Regions from separate parts of the Homo sapiens genome. Here region 2 is linked to region 1. Evidence: chromatin contacts called from ENCODE Hi-C or POLR2A ChIA-PET data. All regions are on one chromosome and are shown on one strand. Each heading gives the region's core, a stretch centred on a gene start or an enhancer-like site at or near the end of the contact. The rest is flanking DNA. Distances are from core to core; before and after follow the strand shown.

Region 1 (5,384 bases), core at 2,774-5,273:
CAGTATTACCTACTGCCTGGATTACTGTATTCTCTTAAAGAGGTCCCCTTCCTTTAGTTCCCTTCCCCTGAATTCTTCATTCTGCAGCCAAAATGATCTTCTGAAGTTGGTTCTTTCTAAGAATTCTGCCTAGCCCACAACTCACCATACCCCTTAACTGTGAGAGGGGTTGGCTTTGAAGCACCATGTTTATGCTACATGACCCTGCCCTCTTAGCACAGCTGATTAAACCAAGGGTAGACAACTGACAAGGAACCAGTCAGACTCTCTCCAGAGGACTTGAAAGTGGGAGAGAAATTCAGAGGCTGTTAAGTTAGAGCTGTATAGTTAAGAGAAGACAGTATACACAGAGCAATGAAGCAGACATGAGAGACAAGACACTATGCGATACAACAGAAGAGGACGCATCTGATACTGAACCATGTCTGGTTCCAAATCTTTGTGAAGTCCAGCCGCACTTCCTACCTCTGCATATGCTGAATCCTCTGGGTCACTTTCTTTGTCTTTTGCTTAAGTTTCTGACTTATAACTAAGACATTCTTAGCTAAAATAATTCTTCTAACATGCAATTTTGACCCTGAATCTCCCTTGCTTAAAATCATACCACAGTTAATTTCTGTTCCTAAGATAAAATCCAAGGCTTCATTAGGGTTGTGGACCAAGAACTAGGGGATTCCAGGAACTTCAGGACTCTGGATGATTTGGCCCTGGCCCTCTCTTACCAGATCCTCCTCCCTCTCCAATCCCAGGATCCAGCCACAATTAACTGCTTTAAAAGTACCACAATCTTTTCACCTCCAAGCCAACATGCGGGGAGAGGACAGGGAGGAATCTGTAACACACTCTAACCCCAACTTTACCTGGTCAAGACCTACTCATCCCTGAGGCTTCAAGTTCAGTCAGTATACTCACTCCCAAGACAACACTGAGTCTTTCTCCATGGCAGCACATGTATTACCCTGAATTGAAATGTCTGTGCTTCCCATTGGACTAAAACACATGTAAGGGTAAAGAGCATGCATTTTGTTCACAGTTGGATTCCCAGAATTGCATAGCACACACTCAAATATTTTTGAATTAATCTAATCAGCTGCCAAATTGTGTTGATTTTACTGTCTTGATAAATTACTTTTTATTTCCTTAGACACTGTCCTACTTCAATCTCATTTCTTCTCTAAAATATTTCAATGATTTCTTAACTACTCTCTCTGCCTAATTTCACTCCCTTCAAATCCACCCATTATCTCCTGTAGCAAGTAGGTATTGTAATATAAGTTAATTTAATTCTCTCTTCTCTCAAAAACTGCCTTTAGAACAAAGCCCATCCAGTTGAATGTTTTATTCCTGGACCATATTAAGCTTTTCTGCCTTGATGCCTCTGTCCCCTTATGTGAAATGCCCTTTTCCACTATCTCCAAGTGTTCAAATATATGCCATTATATAAGGCCAAGAAATGGTATCTTTCGTTGAATTTTATTTATACTTCTCATGACACAATTTTTAAAACATTGAACTAAAAGTTACCTATATATCTAACTGTAAACTTATTCTGTCAACTACGAAACATCAAGTTTACAGATTATGCAAAGATAAAACATGTAAAGCAACTCAACATAAGTGAAGAAACTGAGTTATTAATATTCACAAATACTTTTCATAATAATGTTACTTATGATTAATAAAATTATCTTTGTCTGCAAGATAGACTTTTCAATCTATCTAAAAGAAAGACTTTTAGAATGCTTTCATTACCAAAGACTGATGCTTAGTTTTGGTTAATGACATCCTTTAAACAATTAACTTGAAATTTATATATATATGTAAACATATATATGTATTTATTTATTTATTTATTTATTTATTTTTAATTTTTAAACAAGATCTCACTCTGCCACCCAGGCTGGAATGCAACGGCACAAGCATGGCTCACTTGCAGCCCCAAACTCCTGGGCTTAAGCAATCCTCCCATCTCAGCCTCCTGAATAGCTAGGACTACAGGCGTGTACCACCAAGCTTGCTTAATTTTAAAATTGTATAGATGGGGTCTCATTCTGTTGCCCAGGCTGGTCTCAAACTCTTGGCCTCAAGTGATCCTCCTGCCTTGGCCTCCCAAAGTGCTGCGCTACTACACCCAGCTGAAACTTCTATTAACTAAAATTGGCTTAATTTTAAGGGTGCACAAATAACCATGATACCTCAATCAATATTAAATTTTCCTTTGTGGGCTTGGTACTTCAGATATTTCTTGGTCCAACACCTTCTAGTCATTCAGTTAAATTTTCAAGTTAGGAAAACAATATTGAAATAACATTTGGTGATTATGTAGCAGGGAGGATTCTAGAAAGCAATTTTTTTTTTTTAAAAGCCAGCTACTAAACTGCACTAATAAAGCTTTCCAAATATTTGAGCTCCTTCAGACTAGTCAGTTGTTAACAGGGTAAAAAAAGAAAAAAAATTTTTCAACCCTATATGGCAGTGTTTTCCAAACTAATGAGCTCCAACACACCGATGGGCCATGAAATGAATTTGGTGGATTTGAATTTTTTTTAGTGAAATAGAAGAGAATAAAGAATATTAGGATGTAACTCATGTGGTAAGGATAAATATTTGCAAAACTTATTTTTATACTGTTCAATCAGATTTGGCCCAAAGCTGCCTCCATACACTATTAACTGTACTCTAGCTTGATGTGTAAACAAGTTATAACCTAACTTAGGAGTATACCCTTATAACCACACATCTGAGTCTCAGCCAATCCCAGGTTAAAAGCTGCTAGATTATGCCCAAATAAGGCAAACACCAACCTGCACCAATCAGGTAATTTCTGTATGACATTTCCTATTTTTCCCTGTTATTAGAACAGCTCACCAGTTGTAAGTGGTAGTATTCTGAACCATCTTAGAGTGCTGTCTGCTTCTAGAACCTTTTTCCTGCTCAAATAAACTTTGTTAAGTTTAAAGGTTCTTAGGGGTTTTTTTTGTTTAGTTTAGTTTTTAACAATACACAGATAAAGGCATACTGCATCACCAAAGTTATTTTTTTTCCCATAGGAAAAAAATACTCATAAAAAAAATCTACCTCCTTTCCAACAAAAAGTTATAGCAGGTTAAGTATTTAAATATACCTAGGGTTCTTTTCTTATTACATAAGAGCATTTAAAGTGACTTCAAATTAAGAAAAAAAAAACTGAATTCTAAAAGAATTTTCTCATTTGTCTTTGATTTACTGTGGACTTTACTGATCAAGTACATTCCGCAAACTATGGCATGTAACATGCTACCCAGTAAATTACTATATATTCTGACTTCTCATTACTGAATCAGGAAATGACTAAATAATTTAATATGCAATTAAGGTTTAGATGAAGTTGATTCATCAAGAGATAATTGTAATCCAACTGTCATGCCATGACTGTAACACATGAGACATGCTCATTCTTTGACAACCTAAAGTTTGTCTTCCTTATACTCATATCTAAAATATCATTTAGGTACACAGCTAATAATAATAAAATGGCTAGGATTCAATATGCTTTAAAAAATACTTTTGTCAAAGATTCTTTATAGACAAATGAATAATTTTACATTTCTCTCAAAAGATGGGATAATAATCTCTTTAGTTTATCGTTATTTTGGTTACCAAGAGTTAGCAAAGGTTTAGAATTTCCACACAAGGCAACATTGTGTAAATGCGGTAATAGTACTGACGGCAATATCTGATAATACATAAAAAAAGAACAAAAATAGCAATAAATCTAGTCAATGCATACGAAAATTTCTAAGGTGATATGGAGGATACAAATTTACAGTCATGGGAGGATATTTATCTTAGATATCTTTGGGTTCAGTTCGCATTACTGGTTATTTTTGTTTTAATAGTTGTGAAAGTACAATTTCAACTTTGCAGTGAAAAAGGACAAAGACAACAGAGCCAGAAAAATGATACCACAGCCACACAGAAATTAAGTACATCCTTTAAACAAACCCCTTTTGTATTGTTTGCTTTACTTCACTCCTGCTTCCTTAAGAACACTGGCAAACAGCCATATTTCCTGTTTTACACGGCTTAGCTGCAAGGACTCTTAAACAATAAAGAGAAATCAAGGGGATTTTATAAAGACAAATTGTTGTTACAATATTTGTAATGTAATCTAGTTATAATATTGTAAATAATGTGTATTTACATCAATAACTTGCCATTCTCCTTTAAATCGTACACTATATTTTCAAACTGATGAAATAATTCAGTTATTATTCCTGAAAAATAAGATTATTAGGTGCAAACACTTTCTCTGGAAAAATCAATTTTATAGTGTTTGCTGTCATTCTAAAGGTATCTGTAAAAGAGATACCAGTATGACTGATTGCTCTAGCTTGGCAAGAATATTTGTTTATAATCTCAAAGATCAACTGTGAGAGGCAATCAATCCTTTGTTTGGAGTTTTCTGTCTTTAGGATATGAAAGTATCCAACTAGTTGATATTACAAATGTTTCTGCCATTTCAGAAAATAATTATTTTCTCTTGGGCAAAAAAATAAAAAACAACCCTTGATATCACAAAGAGTTTGCCTCTCTAACTTACTGTTTCTTTGATCCTAGGCAACTTCTGATTCCTTAGTTTCTTCATCTGTAAATAGAGATATTTGTACTTGTCTTCCAAATTATTGAGAGCATCAAATTAAGTAAGAAACTGGCACATGATAAGCATTCAACAAATCTTAATTCCTTTTCCTTTTTACTTAACTCAAAACAGAAAGCCATAAGCATAAAATATTTCTAAAGAATTCAGTTTTTTTTTTTAAATTTTTTCAGGCAATATCAACAGGGTCAATGTCAAAAACAAAATTCTCCTCAGGGTTGGTTACAAACATAAGCTCTAATGAGCCATTTCATTATACTCATTATTTGGCTTCAAAAACTCAAGATACCAATGTGTGCTTTCAGGGAAAATAAAAATAAAAAATAATAAAAAAGGAAACTTAAGGAAACGAATTAACGCAGTGAGCTCCCTGCTGATGAAAATATCCTCTTTAGTCATCCTGGTATTTCCCTCCACTGCCCCATACAATTCCAAGCACAAAAACACTAAATAAATATTACTACAGAACTGAAGCAAATAGCCCCGTGTGCCTCAAAAACTCCTGAGGTACCACCATGTGCTGGAAAATGACTCCAAATGACTATGAATCAGGAAGAAATGGATGAATTATTAACTGCATGCCTAGTTTGAAGAAATCTAAATAGATTATTGGCAATTGAATTAAAGTCTAAAATAACTTAAAAGCAAAAAACAAAATCTTCTAAGCACTGTAATGCACTTTTTACTACTGATATGAAGAACACTTCACCAGCTTTTCAGAAGTCTGTAAATAATCAGAAAATGC
Region 2 (5,752 bases), core at 628-3,127, 240 kb before region 1:
ATTCAGTGGTGTTTCTTGGATCTGCCCATGAAGCCAGAGTTTCCTGTGAGGCTTCTGGCCTGAGTCAGCCTGGGGCTCAGGGAGGGCGTACAAGAGGGGCAGTACAGGGACATAGATAAGGGCCCAGGGGAAGTGCTTAGTGGCTCATTCTGCTGGTGGAATCAGGAGAATTTCATTGGGGAATTGCCCAAAGAGGACAAGGCAATGTGAGGAAGGGCATTCCAGAGAGAGGGAACTGCACGTGCAAAGACACAGCTACATGTGCAAAAACACAGAGGCACAGGAGAGCAGGGGCTGCACATGCAAGAACAGGAACACACAGGAGCAAGGCATGTGCAAAGTCACTGGGGCACACAGGAGCAGGCGCTGTATGTGCATATGGTTGTATAGAGCATCGGCAAGAGATAGGTCAGAGAGGAGTCCATGGATGCTACCATGAAAGAACCTGGAATGTTATGCCAAGGTACTCATTCATCCCTCTGAGGAGTAGCTGAAGACCAGAACAAGTGACTTGATGCTGAGTAAGACAGCTTTGTGTCCATGGACTCTACCTTCTCCCACCAGCTTGGCCATGTGGCTCACCACATCCTGGTGAGTCTTTCTTCTTACTCTGCAGTCCTCCCCTCTCCATAGGGCACACTGTTCCCTAGGGAGGACTGCCACAGTGATCTCCTGGTGGGCTCTCTCCCTCTACAGCTGCTAAAGTTGATTACATACCAATAGGACACTTGGGGATCTGTGGACATGGGGCACTCGAGGGAGTGTGGAGGGTCAGATGGAGGCTATGGCCATCTGAGCAGGGGAGGGCATTGTTCAAATCCCTCTTTACCAGCTACTGAAAGGGTCACACAGTTCTCAGGCCCAAATAGCCAGACCCAAGCTCAGATGCCTAAGAGGATACACGGAGTGATTATCAGGGGCACAGAGGCAGGTCACCGTTCAGCAAGTTCATCGGGGGCTCAAGCCAGGAGCTGTTACCATGCAGTGATGGGAATAGGGTGGAGAGGCTGGCATCACAGAGCAGCAGGAGCTGTAGACACAGCCCTGGGTTCTGGTGCCCGCCCTGCTGCTCGGTACTGTATGACTTTGGGCAGGTGATTCAACCTTGCTGTGCCTTATTTTCCAGATTTGAAACGCTATATATATAGCACCTGCTTCAGGAGTTTGAGAGTTAAATGAGATATTGAATGTAAAGCACCAGCCTCAGTGCCTGACACATAGTAGGTGCCTAATAAATGATAGCTATTGTTATGATTGCATTCCTTGGGTAATTTTTAGCATCTTGAGGCTGGATTCCGCTCCTCACAAAGCCCCAGTATACACCCTTTAAAATTATGCCAGCATCAAACAGAAACATGGCAATTAGCAGAGATTCACTATTCAATTCAGATCTTCCTATGAAGAGCCCTGAGTTAAGTGCTTCCTGCCCTCTTATTCCTGTCACCTTACTAAAGAGGCATAAATAGTATCCCTAACAGGCATCTTCCTGTTGGGAGTCTCCTGAGGAGTTTACATTGCCGGGCTGCTTGCTCCTTCCCAGACACACCTGACTTTCAACACGTAAAACAGTGAGCTCATAAGCGGGTCCCCGTGGATTGGGCTCTGGGGTGGGGGGGGGGTCTCGGCTACCTTCTCACCAAAGCGCTATCCCACCCGGGCTTGGCAGGGAGTGCGGCTCCCAGGCGGCGGCTGAAAGGCGCATTTCTTCCAGCCTCAGCAAAGGATGGCCGGAACCCCAGTACCCTCTCCCGGGCCAGGACCGCGCCCCGCGTCTCTGGCTGGCCCCGCCCCTCTCGGCCCCGCCCCGCCCCCGCGCTCAGCTTGGACAGCCACGCGTGCGCCCAGGCCAGGCGGAGGGACTGCCCCGCCCTGGTCCAGTGATTGATCAGCAGTGATTACTGAGGCTTTAATGGTCCGCTTGGATGGGAATTAATTCTGGGATGGATAAATAATGCATCGAGGTTTATGTAGTCCAAGGCGAGCCGTCCGTCCGGAGCCAGGAGAGGTAGCCGAGGGAGCCTGACGGGTGACGCCAGCGGCCACGGGGCCCCGAACGAGCAGGACATGAGGGGCGACTAGGCGCGAGGACGAGCAAAAGCAAGTGGATGACAGCATGAACGGCCCTGCGGGGCTGGCCGGACGGCTGCAAGAACATGCTGAGCCCAAAGATCAGGCAGGCCAGGAGGGGTAAGTCCAACTTTCTGGGGTTTCTCTGGGCACCGCATGTGCCTCTTGGCAAACGTGCGCGGACACTTGGCCAGCCGTCACGCCATGTGTCACATGGGGCGGGCGTTCTGGGACCATTGCCGCTGAATAGTGAGCATCCTCCTGAGGAAGTGCCCTTCCTCGTGAAACTCCTGGGCTGGGTGGGGACACGACCTGAAGTTGCAAAAGGGCGGTGGCCGGCTTAGTGCCCCAGTGGGTGTGCACACTTCGCCCCACATTCCACATTTTACAGAGGCCCTCGGTCGCTCCAGGTGACCTGGTGGCAACTTTAAGGAAACTTTGCTTCTTTACTAAAAAGGAAATGCCCAAGATTTGCCCTGTGGCCAACACAGAAGCACCCCTTACCAGGGAAGGCCATGCCCTGGCTTCTAGAGACAGCTGGGTGCAAGCGAGGGTCTTCGTTCCCGCTGCTTTGCAGACAGTATTTCCTCAAGCAGGCCAGGGGCAGGCAGGCTTTCCTGCCAGAACACTCAGAAAGCTGCAGGGTCTGGGGGCAGGACGGGTGGATGCGGGAGCAGACTCAGACCAGCAAGAGATGGGGGTCAGGAGAGTCCAGGACTGGGCTAGCCAGCCTGTGTCCAGCCAGCGACCCAGCACAGTGACCTGAAGACTTGGCCACTGTATGGGGCTAGAGACAGCATCTCCATGGACAACAACTTCTTAGCCACGGAAAGTGTCATTTTGAATGAGAACATCTGTCTTTTACAAAAATAGAATGTGTCTTTTCAGGTGGCCAGTATCTGGGAGGGCTGAGCTCCTTTTGTAAACAATGAAGTGGAGGATGGGTCTTTGGAGGTGGATGGAGCATTTGCCTGGGAGCTTGGAAACAGTTTGTGTCTCACCAGGTGTTTGCAGCGGGGGGCCTCCAGCCTCCTGTGGATTCACAGGGAACACACCCATCTTATTAGCACACTGCAAGCACTTGGATGATTTTCCTGGATGGGACCAGCCTTCCAGTGTGTTCCACAGACGTCAGGACCCCTCTGTGGGGTGCTTTCGCATGGGCTGAACCCTGTGTACCCCAATGGGCAAAGGAGGAACTTGCATGGCTCTGCTGAGGAGGGGGCAAGTCTAGTGATGACCCAAGGGATAGGACAAGCCAGATACCTCTGCGAGAGCTTAGTTCCACCCTCCCACTCCTGTGTAATGAGCTGGCCACTGGCCACATGTGGCTACTAAGCACTTGGCATGTCACTAGTCCAAATTGAGAAAAAGACACACCAAATTTTGATGATTTAGTACAAAAAAAGAATGTACAATATCTCATTAATAATTATTTTACTGAAATGACAGTATTTTGGATATATTGGGTTAAATAAAATCTATTATTAAAACTAATTTTACCTGTTTTACATTCTTTTACTATAGCTACTAGAACATTTACAAGTACATATGTGACTCATATTATATTTTTTATATTTCTATTGGACAGTGCTAGTAAGAGACCAGTGCTTCAGCAAAGGGGCTTACAGGCAGCCTGTCTTTGAAATCCAGGATTTCTCATAAATGTTTGTTTTAAGTCAATGGTTCTCAACCAGGAGCAATTTGCCCCACTAGAGAACATTTGGCATTGTTTGGAGTATTTTTGGTTATTCCAACTGAGGGGTGCTACTGGCATCTAGTGCGTATAGGCCAGCCATACAGCCCTCTTCCAGTCCTCAGTGTTCCATGAGGCTTCCACCATAGGGCTTTTGCACATCGTTCTTTCCCCTGAAATGCCTCCCACATTCACATGTGCGCACATGCATGCCTGTATGTGTGTGCACATGCGTTCATGCATACAAACATACACACACACCTTAATTCCTATTCACCCTCCAGTTATAGTATAGTTCAAGTGTTGCCAGCCAGGGAAGTCTTCCCACACACCCCAGTCCAGGCTGGATCCTCTGCTCCATCTCTCCTTTTCTTTATGGTATTTACCATAGGTTGCAGTTGTATACTCCTGAGTGTGACTGATTGGTGAATATCTGTCACTTGCATTGCTCCATGAGCTTCGTGAAAGCAGGAACCATTTCTGTTCGGGGACATCATTATACCCCCAATGCCAGGTACCTGGTGGACACTCAACCTGTGTTTTTTGAGTGAGTGGATGAATAGCTGGATAGAGGAGAAAGCATTTGCCTGGGTGGCTGGAGCACTGTCTCTACCCAAGCTGGCCCGGTACTTAGGAAATTTGGCCTCATCTTTCACTGACTCATATGTTGCAAATATTTTCCCAATTTGTTGCTTGCCCTTTATTTTTATATTAGAGTGGGTTTTTTTTCTAGATGTACCTGTTTTTAACTCGTATATATTTTCCTTTTAGAATTTCTGTCTTTGTTTGCAATATTTCAAAATAAAATTGTTGATGCTATTAAGGAGGCTCCTTCTTTTAAAGGAAATCATCAGACTGATGGGCCAAGTTATAGGAGCTTTAACCATCTCCTGTAGCAGGAGTGTCAATGTCTCAGGAGCCTTGATGAATGTTCAGAGCCTGGTCAATACTTTGGGGGTGGGGAGAGAAAGCTCTATTAATATGATGAAGTACCTTCAATGGCCTTATTCTTGTGATTGTCCCACAAGAAAGTAAACCAACATTTATTGTGCACCCATGCTCCAGGCACTTTTGTTGTACCTCATTTAATTCTCATGACTACACTATAATGTGATATCATTGTTACCATTTTGACAGATGTAGAAGAATCATGGTCGCCCAGCCAATAAATGTGGGATCTAAATTTGTCTGTCCAATGCTAAGGCCTCTGCCTTCTCTCTAACCCAACACTATCTGAAGACCTCTGCACCTGGCCCTGTACATCTCCATGAGAGCTGTAGATTATTTCAGTGATAAAATGCAATGATATTTTTAAGAAGGTGCATCTAAACACATGGAGATTAGATCTAGACAACTCATAGAATGTTTGAGGTTGGATTATTGATACCTAGCAGAAAACTAAGCAAATAAAAAACAAGGCAATTATGAACTCCACAGAAAACAAAAGTGATTCATGAAAGAAAAATTATTATCATATATAACATACCTCAAGTGGGACTAGCAATTAAACGGTGCTAATAATGGAAATTCTGTTGTTAATCTAACCAAAATTTTAATATAACTAATTGGGAGGGTGGAGTGGGTGCTTATGGATGGTGGGGGGAAAGGGTGTAAAAGAAACAAAATCTTCATCTTCTATAGTAAGAAGTTAATAAATAACACTTAAAAGGAAAAAATCAAGAAGTGGTAATAAATAAATACTATCTGGAAACATAGAAGTAATACCAAAAGAACCAATGACAAATGTTGAAAGTGGCTGCCTCTGTGGGGTGGGGAATGGAAGTAAAGGGATAGGACACTCCTGGGTTTTGCCCCAAGGCTGCAGGACTACTTGAAAAGTGGTTAGGGAATCACAGCCCAGAGGTCAACTGACCTCATACCTGCTCAGACTGGGGGATCCTTCAGAGCCCTGGAAGATTCTGCCCTTCAGGGACACTCATAGGGTTAGCAGGCCTCCTGGGATTGCTTAGTTATGAATGTTGTGGCTCC

What was found. Hi-C counts contacts between places; a loop is a spot of excess contacts on that map. ChIA-PET counts read pairs that join two places held with the same protein, here RNA polymerase II (POLR2A). Pooled maps may share reads with other maps.
Region 2: a loop to region 1 is called in a map of endothelial cell of umbilical vein, with 12 times the contacts of the local background. The contact joins the promoter of ARHGAP22 here to the enhancer-like site in region 1. A Hi-C loop is called at or near these places in 14 of 168 maps with a recorded cell type or tissue (CD4-positive, alpha-beta T cell, CD8-positive, alpha-beta T cell, Caco-2 and 9 more), 16 of 37 single-sample maps with no recorded cell type and 23 of 50 pooled maps. POLR2A ChIA-PET finds 5 or more read pairs at or near these places in 1 of 52 experiments (GM12878).

Annotation. Positions count from the first base shown.
Region 1 is chr10:48,363,855-48,369,238 of GRCh38, reverse strand. All of the region lies in intron 1 of MAPK8 (mitogen-activated protein kinase 8), which reads right to left. Among named protein-coding and RNA genes, the nearest start is that of MAPK8, 60 kb to the right of the region's middle. Within about 2 kb of position 4,023, at least 4 of the 41 ENCODE cell types and tissues checked have a DNase peak (open chromatin) inside an H3K27ac peak, as active enhancers do; they include endothelial cell of umbilical vein, where a contact is called at or near this core.
Region 2 is chr10:48,601,198-48,606,949 of GRCh38, reverse strand. It overlaps ARHGAP22 (Rho GTPase activating protein 22), which reads left to right and starts at 1,877. Exons shown (of 10, transcript NM_021226.4): 1 at 1,877-2,187. The coding sequence starts at 2,154. RefSeq lists a silencer at 1,710-1,869 and an enhancer at 1,726-2,456.